Linked DNA regions of Homo sapiens: regions 1 and 2 are each linked to region 3. The links are chromatin contacts, found by Hi-C or POLR2A ChIA-PET in ENCODE. All regions are on one chromosome and are shown on one strand. Each heading gives the region's core, a stretch centred on a gene start or an enhancer-like site at or near the end of the contact. The rest is flanking DNA. Distances are from core to core; before and after follow the strand shown.

Region 1 (2,809 bases), core at 285-2,784, 850 kb before region 3:
ACAGACCTTATTCTATATTTTATATCATGTTGCCTTTTTAAAAGGAAAATTGTAGCATGAACCTTTCCCACACCACTAAATGCTCTGTGTTTTACGGTGGTTGCCCACTCTTCTTTTATATGGGTATACTGTATTTATTTAACCAGTTCTGTATTCAGATACTTCTGTCTACTCTTTTGCTATTGTAAATAACCCTGTGATGAAAATCCTTGCGCATGGATTGCCTCTCTGATTATTTTCCTTGGGAGAGATTGCTGAAAGGGAAATGACTGGGTCATGGGTCATAAACATTTTAAAGGCTCTTTACACATATTGACAAATTGCTTTGCAGGAAGATTCTAATGGTTTATCGTCTTATCAGCAGCATAGACATGACTTGGCCCCACGGGCTTCATTTCTGCCTGTGCCTCTCTGGTCTCCCTGGCATCCCAGTCTGAGCCTGTCACTGTCCAGTAGGCACACTTTGTTAGGATGCAACACATCTCTGGGAGCTCACACGCCTCCCCTTAGACAGCTCTGTCAGCAGGGCCTGGCCTTAGCCTTTCTGTGGGTCTCTTCTCTTTCTTAGCATGTGACACAAAGTTCTTGGCATCTACAATGTCTAATTTTCTTTCTTTTTCTTTTTTTTTTTTTGAGATGGAGTTTCACTCTTTTTGCCCAGGCCGGAGTGCAAGGGTGCGATCTCGGCTCACTGCAACCTCCACCTCCCAGGTTCAAGCAATTCTCCTGCCTTAGCCTCCCAAGTAGCTGGGATTACAGGTGCCCACGACCATGCCTGGCTAGTTTTTTGTATTTTTAGTAGAGACGGGGTTTTACCATGTTGGCCAGGCTGGTCTCGAACTCCTGACCTCAGGTGATCCACCCGCCTCGGCCTTCCAAAGTGCTGGGATTACAGGCATGAGCCACCACATGCGGCCTGTGTCTAATTTTCATGTTCATTTTAATATTTGTATAAGAAACTACTTCTATTTAAGAGACAGTCTCTCGCTGTGTCCCCCAGGCTGGAGTGCAGTGGTATGATCACAGCTCACTGTAACCTCAAGCTCCTGGCCTCAAATGATCCTTCCACCTCAGCCTCCCAAGTAGCTGGGATTTCAGGTCCAGCTTGCTATTTGTTTCATGATCTTTCTTTAAGCACCTTGCTTGATGTCATGTACTTAGAAGCCATATTAGAAATATACAGTCATAAGGACAAGTCCTGCTGGGTAATCCAGAGCTTAGGGAGCTTCCTCTGGGCTGGGCTGGGCAAGGTGAGGGAGTAGGGTGAGAGGTTTGGGTGATAATTGACCCTTGGGGGATTGCCTGAGAAGGAGACAGTTCAAGTGTGCTATGAGTGCAGAGCAGGGACTGGCCTGGCTTTGAAGGGACTCAAGTGACCAAATCTCTTGGCATGTGGCTCTCAGGATGCCTCTTGGTCCTGTGAGGCATGAACAGGATAGATGGGGGATGGCGGGGGCTGGGAGGGCCCAGGAGCCCAGTGCAGTGGGGGGTGAGAGCTGGGGCTGAGGACTGCAGAGGGCCTAAGCCTGTGGTTAGACTTCCTGTCAATGAGTGTAGCTCTCACGGTGAGGGTTGATGGGGAAGGTGGCAGCAACAGTTCCACAGGACAGCAGCGTCTCTCTTTCTGTTTCCATCTTATGTATGAGGGGGTGTGTGGGTTCTCGGGTCGGTGGCGGGCTGACAGTCTTCTCTGGGTCAGAGGGTTCTCTGTGGCTGGCTTTGACAAGCTGCTGCTTCCTCCCCCCGGGTCCTCACCCAGCCTCTTTTTGAACTGCCCACTCAGCCTGCTTTATTTCCAGCCTCTAGATCTCTGTAATCCTGCCCGGACCCTCCTGCTGTCAGAGGAGCTGCTGCTGTATGAAGGGAGGAACAAGGCTGCCGAGGTAAGACTTTCACCTGCATTTTTTAGGGGGCTTTCTGGGTGGGCTTCATTGGCATTCTCCAGGCCCCTCACTTTGGTCTCTTCCTGAGTATCTTAGAATTGTACATTCTCAGGGTAGGGGAGACCTGAGAAGGACCCCGCCACTCTCCCTAGCAAAGGCTACCCAGCTTTTTCTTGTACATCTCCTTTCAAAAGCTGTCGAATCCTTCTTTGATGGTTAGAAAGTTTCCCCAGCCCCTAAAGACACCCCATTGTTTATCCCACCTTCCTCTCAGGAGCAGAAGAGATGGCAATTTACCCTGGCTGTGGGGAGTGACTTTGGTGGCAGGAAGAGTAAAGCTATTAGCCAAAGTGAATTTTTAGACCAGCATCAGTTTACCTGAGTTTTCTGGGCCTGTTTTAACCCAAATCCCATGTCCTCTTCTGAGAGACGAGTCTATGATTTCGCCTGGGTTGTAGCTCTGCCTGTGGGGTGCTGACATGGGACCTGTGTCACCCTTCCTGGGAGCTGGCCTGGGATGCTTTTCTCTAATTGGGAGAACTTCATTCATCTACACAACCCCAGAGCTGGTCAGTTCAGTCTCTGAGCTTAAACTACTTGGGTACAGAAGTTGGAGCCCTGGGCTCTGCCCTGGCTACCTGGGGCCATGGGGTGAGGGTAGCAGGCTCTTTGCAGATCAGGCCCCAATGTAGAGCTGCCTTGGCTGAGTCGAGTGGCAGCTTGGGGTAGTGGAAAGATCAGGAAACTTGGAGACAGGAAGTTTGTATCGAGACCCAGGTCTGCTGCTGGCTCACATGTGATTTCTTCCTTCTTCCTCAGTCTTTCCATCTGAGCAGTAGGTATGTGTGTATTTGAGGCAGTAAGGGCAGGGTCAGAGGTTGGTCTGTAAGGACGCTTTAAACCTCAGCCTTCTGGGACACTATGTG
Region 2 (2,771 bases), core at 270-2,769, 620 kb after region 3:
GTTCAAGACCAGCCTGGCCAACATGGCAAAACCCTGTCTCTACTAAAAATACAAAAATTAGCCGGTACAGGTGGTGCAGGCACCTGTAGTCCCAGCTCCTCCGAGTCTGAGGCAAGGGAATCACTTGAACCCGGGAGGTGGAGGTTGCAGTGAGCCGAGATCACGCCACTGCACTCCAGACTGGGCAACAGAGGGAGACTCCGTCTCAAATAAATAAATAAATAAAGCCAAACATACATAGGCACGATGGTAGACTTAGTTGTCATCCATTTTGCCATGTGCTTGTCACTGTGTCTCAGGTCTCTTGTCTCTTTATTCTCTGGAAGAATTAATTGTAAGCCATTTCATAAAGCTTTTAGATGGGTGATGGGGTTATGTTGACCACTCATCCTCATGTCTACCACAGGATTTCTGTGCTTCAGAATATCCAGTATTTGATAGGTACTGCTTTGTAAGTGGTCTTTAGGGTTTTTTTTGGCACAAACTCCCAGGTGGTAGGAGATGTGAACATGGTTTTACACTTCATTAAGCCCCCAGGTAGGCAATGATCAGGCCCCACTATCATTCATCCAGAGCATGGGTCTCTGGTGCTTAGCCCTGCACTGGGCACTAAGACATTCACAAAGCCAGGCTTCCGGCTTTGGGGTTTTCATCAATGGTTTAAATTACCTTCCTAGTCAGCTCTCTGCAACTGTCCCTTATGAAAAAGCTAAGCCTCAGTCACAGGGTGACTCACCAGGATTACACCACGTATTTCCCCACTTTGAGGCCTTTGCTACCTATGTCCCTCTGCTTGTGGTGACCTTTCTTCCACCAATGAACACATACTCACCCCGAAGGCCAGAACGCCTTTGCTGATTCCCATTGCACCTCTCCCATCTTGACCATCAAATCCTTCCTCTGTGCACTGCTAACCCTTCTCCAAGGTTGCCAGGTATTGGATGTTGCTGGGCGCATGTCTGACTCTCCCAGTAGACTGGGAGTTCAGTGAGGGCAGAGGCCTTGGCTTTTTTCATTTACGTATTTTCTGAGATGCAGTGACTATCACATGCTGGAAGGGATGACACTTGAGTCCGCCATTGTGCCATGAGCATACTTGGCTCTTGGTACCTATAATTGCCGTTCCCCTGCTCCTTCTTGGGGTCCTCTCTTATCAAAGAGAGCTCAATTCATTTCTGGATCCTAGAGGGTTCTCAGGAAGAGTGACTATGTAGATGTGGTGGAAAGAGAACCAGCTAAAGAGGCCTGGGTTTGCCTCTCTCCTCTCTCAGCTTCCTGGGCATGAGCAAGCCACTTTTCCCTCTCTGGGCCTCAGTCTCTGCCTCTCAGTGGGGACTGCCACTCCCAGCTCTGAACATGTAAGAATCAGTTGCTGTTTACTGTGCTTCTTTCAAGTCAACCTCCCCTGTCTTTCTGTCTCTGTCTCTCTCTTTCCCCTCTGTCCTTCCTCTTAGGTGCATCATAAACCAAGAGTTTACAGTAAAAGCACAGGAAGAGCTGAGTGATGTGTTCTCTTCAGGAAAGTACCTGGTCCCCCAGGGAGCTGGGGGCGCCTCCAGAGCCCCTGCCTCCCGAGCTGTGGCTCCTGAGGACTTTCAGTGTAGACCTGGCAACCCAACCTTAGCCTTTGATGTGGCTCTGACAGTGCTCAATGCACAAGCAGCTCAAATTCAGAACCGTGGAAAGGCTTGTTGCTTTCTGTCACTGACCCTGGAGACTGATCAGAGGTTAGGGTGATGGGGGGACAGCCTGGGGGTCTCTCAGGGGAGTGGCACAGAGCATGAATCTTGATAATCACACACACATGATCCCCAGACTTCAGGTAGGACCAGCTTCTTCTTTCACTCAATCTCTCCTAAAGAGGAAACCAGACCTGCCCTTGTAATCTTTGTGCATCCTGAGAAGCCATGCGATGCCCAGAGGAAGTCCCTGAAGGGCCATCATATTGAACAATCAGCCCTTGAATCTTCAAGGGTGTCTGTGTTCTTATAAAAAACTGAGAAATCCTAAATTTGTTTGTTCACATCTTGTTTTTCTTGGTAGAAATGATGGAGGATTCTGAAGATGTGGTTTCAACTCATGGCTTTCATTCATTCATTCATTCATTTTCTTGGCAAACATTGGAGGACCTATGTTATGCAAGGCACTGTGCTGGGCATCAGGAATACAAAGGCTTTATATAGGTAGGTTGGTAGATAGACAGGGATAGATAGATAGATCAGTGGAGACGGAGATATGGATCTAGTTTTAGATCTATATCTATATCTTGCAAGGCTTAGAGTCTGGTAGTAGATGCAGGCATCATACAAATAGTGACACAAATAACTGTGGTAACTTGCCAGAGGGAAAATGATGGTGAGCCATGAACCTATAAAATGAAGGAATCCTGATTTATCCTGGGAATTAGGCAAGGTTTCCTGCATAGGGCCATTTGAGCTGAGTATCAATGGAAGGAGACCCCCAAACCTCCTGCTACCAACACTCATCAAACTAATTGTAATGTGGGTCCTGGAATTAGGCTGCTTGAGTTTCAGTGTCTCTACTAAAAAGTAAATAATTTTACAAAGTCATTGAGGACTTAGTCTCCCTCCTTTTACAAAGTCATCCAACCCCAACCCTAGAGTATATCCTTCAGCCTCAGGTCATAAGATGGGTGCTGCTCCTCCAGCCATCACAATTATTTTCCGGTGCAAAGAAGGGCAGGACCAAAAGCCAGAGGGGACATTTCGTTTCAGAGAAGTTAACCATGACCTCTACTCATTGAATATTAC
Region 3 (2,744 bases), core at 19-2,518:
TTAGCCCCAAATATCATTTCAACATGTAATCAATACTAAAAAAATAGGGAGACACTTTATATTTCTAAGTCTCTGAAATCTGGCATGTGTTTCATACCCACAGCACGTCTCAATTCAGAGCAGCCCATGTCAAGTACTCAACAGTCACATGTGGCCAGCAGCTTCTGAATTGGACCGTGCAGCACTAGACATGAGGGGTCAGCTAAGGCCCCAGCTCCTGCTCAGTGTGATGATTTGACATTGCTTTATTTTGTGGACAACATATAGGACGAAGAAGAAATGTGTCTCCGGCTACGGAACCAAGAATGGTGGTGGCAAAAGGAAACGAAGCCTGTAATCCCAGCACTTTGGGAGGCCGAGGCAGGCATATCACCTGAGGTCAGGAGCTCAAGACCAGCCTGGCCAACATGGTGAAACCCCATCTCTACTAAAAATACAAAAATTAGCCAGGCATGGTGGCGCGTGCCTGTAATCTCAGCTTCTAGGGAGGCTTGAGGCAGGAGAATTGCTTGAACCCGGGAAGCGGAGGTTGCAGTGAGCCAAGACTGCACCACTGCACTCCAGCCTGGGCAACAGAGTGAGACTCTGTCTCAAAAAAAAAAAAAAAGAAGAAAAGAAATGAAGTACTTGTATGTGCTACTCCAACAAGGATTAACTTTGAAAACATCATGGTAAGTGACAGATGTCAGACACAGGACAAATATTGCGTGAATCTATTGCTATGAGACATCCACAATAGGCAAGCCTATAAAGACAGGAAGCAGAAGAGCAGCCGACGGAGGCTGGGGAAAGAGGGGATGGGGAGTGACTGCCTAATACAGATGAGGTTTCTTAGTGCGTGATGAAAATGTTCTAAAACTGACTGTGGTGATAGTGGCAGAACTGCAAATATACTAAAAACCGCTGAAGCAAGCAAACACTTTAAATGAGTCAACCGCATGGTATGTGAATTATATTTCAGTAAAGCAAGGGAAAGAAGGAGAGATGGGAGGGGAGGGAAGAGGAGAGGAGGGGAGGGGAGGAGAGAAGAGAAGAGGAGAGGGGAAGGGAGAGGAGAGGAGAGGAGGGAAGGGAAGGGAAGAATAAAATGGTGGTGCTTCTGAAAGAATTTGTTTTATGGGCATGGTAGTGCATGTAACTATTGCATTTCTCTTTTGGCATTGGCAACTAGGAAGCTCAAAGCTAAATGTGTGACTCTAATGTGCTTAGGGTCCAACAGAACATTTTATTTACTCACTCCACGTATTTTATTTTTTTCTACCCTTACTTCCTCTCTGCCCCAGTTTTCTCACTTCTGTTTTCAGAATGTGGCTAAAACGTATGTATTTTCATAAGGTGCTTTAAACCACTTCTGGAATAAAGCCAATGTACAGTTATAAACAGACCTGCAAACAATTCACGGTTACTTGGACTGTTTCATGAAGATACGAAGACCCTTGAGAAGTAACTAGGAATTGATTTATTTAATAAAATGAACTAAGAAAGTGAGGCAACTTATCCTGAAGAGGAAAAGGTAGAGTGGAGATTCTGTTACCCTTCCAGAATCCTGAAAGAGCTCAGAGTTTCCCGGGAGCCAGCCTAGAGACACTTCCAAGCACAAGTGGAGGGATTTGGATGAGATGCATTGCCAAAAAGGGGGGTGAGACCTAGCACTGGTGACAAGGAGGAGGCTGGAGCTGTGTGGCCTCTAAAACCAGGGAGGGGCTCATGTTTTGGGGATGGCTGAGTTAACTCGGTGCAGAGGCAGGGGAATGACAAGTGAGACTCCCAGAGTGCCTCTCACCCAAGCAGGCAGAGGTTCTGTGTTCTCCAGGTGAGTTAAGTCTCTCGGGGGCAAAGCTGGGAGTCCACTCACCTTGGCCAGGAACTGGCTGGCCTGAGAAGCCAGTGCCTGGGTCTGCTCTGCTGAGGACTGGTCCTCAGAGATGTCCCGGTTCTCCGGAAGCCACCCCAGGGTGGGCATGCTGGTAAGCGAGGAGGGGCTCAAGTCTCCTCGAGCTGATGGCCACCCTGGAATACACAACTGCTGAAAGCTGGGGCCAAGAACAGTCCTTCCAGGAGCTGAAGGACTGAGGCTGAACGTCAAAGCCACCACCTCCATCATCAAGTTATAGCTCAGTCACCATGTGCGATCTTCACATCAGCCCCAGGAAGTGGGCTGGGTAGAACATTGTCCCCCATTTACAAGGGAGAACAAGGTCCAGATCTGCCCCAGGCCACATGGTTGGCTGGAGCAGAGCTACGCTAGGCCTCTGGGTTCCCAGTCAACAGCGTGGGCTCTCACACAGGGAGACGTGAGTTCCAATCCAGACACTTCCCCTCCATAGCTGTATGAACTTCAGCGTGTCCTCACCTCTCCAATTGGTCCCCTTGGCTGTCATGGGTGTGACAACAGTGCACACCTCAGCGGGTTATTGTGGGGATTAAGTGAGGTCACATGTGTCAAGGCTTAGCACAGGGCCTGGCTGAGATATGGGCTCCCCAGGGACAATGCTCTATGTTTTCAACTCACCCAGGGTCACCAAGATGCCAAGTGGCAGGGCCAGGGCTGCCCCCAGGCTGCTGTGGATCAAAGCAGGACACTTTCCACATCTCTGACCCTTTTGAGTCAAAGTGCCCAGGGTGGGGCCTTGCCTCCCTCCTTCCCCTGGCCTGAGGCCAGCGCCATCCCCAGGGTGAACCAAGTCAGTCCCACAGAGCAGAATCCCAGGCAGAAGGAGCCTCCAGCTGCAGCTCTTCTCCCG

What was found. Hi-C counts contacts between places; a loop is a spot of excess contacts on that map. ChIA-PET counts read pairs that join two places held with the same protein, here RNA polymerase II (POLR2A). Pooled maps may share reads with other maps.
Region 1: a loop to region 3 is called in a pooled map, with 6 times the contacts of the local background. The contact joins two enhancer-like sites. A Hi-C loop is called at or near these places in 1 of 168 maps with a recorded cell type or tissue (natural killer cell), 3 of 37 single-sample maps with no recorded cell type and 9 of 50 pooled maps. POLR2A ChIA-PET finds 5 or more read pairs at or near these places in 2 of 52 experiments (GM10248 and naive thymus-derived CD8-positive, alpha-beta T cell).
Region 2: a pooled map shows a loop between it and region 3 (4-fold over the local background). The contact joins two enhancer-like sites. A Hi-C loop is called at or near these places in 1 of 50 pooled maps. POLR2A ChIA-PET finds 5 or more read pairs at or near these places in 2 of 52 experiments (B cell and K562).

What each region holds. Positions count from the first base shown.
Region 1 is chr9:113,515,742-113,518,550 of GRCh38, forward strand. It overlaps RGS3 (regulator of G protein signaling 3), which reads left to right. Exons shown (of 23, transcript NM_001394167.1): 14 at 1,800-1,883. Among named protein-coding and RNA genes, the nearest start is that of RGS3, 53 kb to the left of the region's middle. RefSeq lists enhancers at 1,494-1,743, 1,904-2,033, 2,435-2,724. Within about 2 kb of position 1,535, at least 10 of the 41 ENCODE cell types and tissues checked have a DNase peak (open chromatin) inside an H3K27ac peak, as active enhancers do; they include natural killer cell, where a contact is called at or near this core.
Region 2 is chr9:114,988,417-114,991,187 of GRCh38, forward strand. No RefSeq gene overlaps it. Among named protein-coding and RNA genes, the nearest start is that of TNFSF8, 59 kb to the left of the region's middle. Within about 2 kb of position 1,520, at least 2 of the 41 ENCODE cell types and tissues checked have a DNase peak (open chromatin) inside an H3K27ac peak, as active enhancers do.
Region 3 is chr9:114,365,688-114,368,431 of GRCh38, forward strand. It overlaps AKNA (AT-hook transcription factor), which reads right to left. Exons shown (of 22, transcript NM_001317950.2): 6 at 1,856-2,010. Among named protein-coding and RNA genes, the nearest start is that of AKNA, 21 kb to the right of the region's middle. RefSeq lists enhancers at 1,168-1,227, 1,248-1,337, 1,445-2,393, 1,865-2,164. Within about 2 kb of position 1,269, at least 12 of the 41 ENCODE cell types and tissues checked have a DNase peak (open chromatin) inside an H3K27ac peak, as active enhancers do; they include natural killer cell, where a contact is called at or near this core.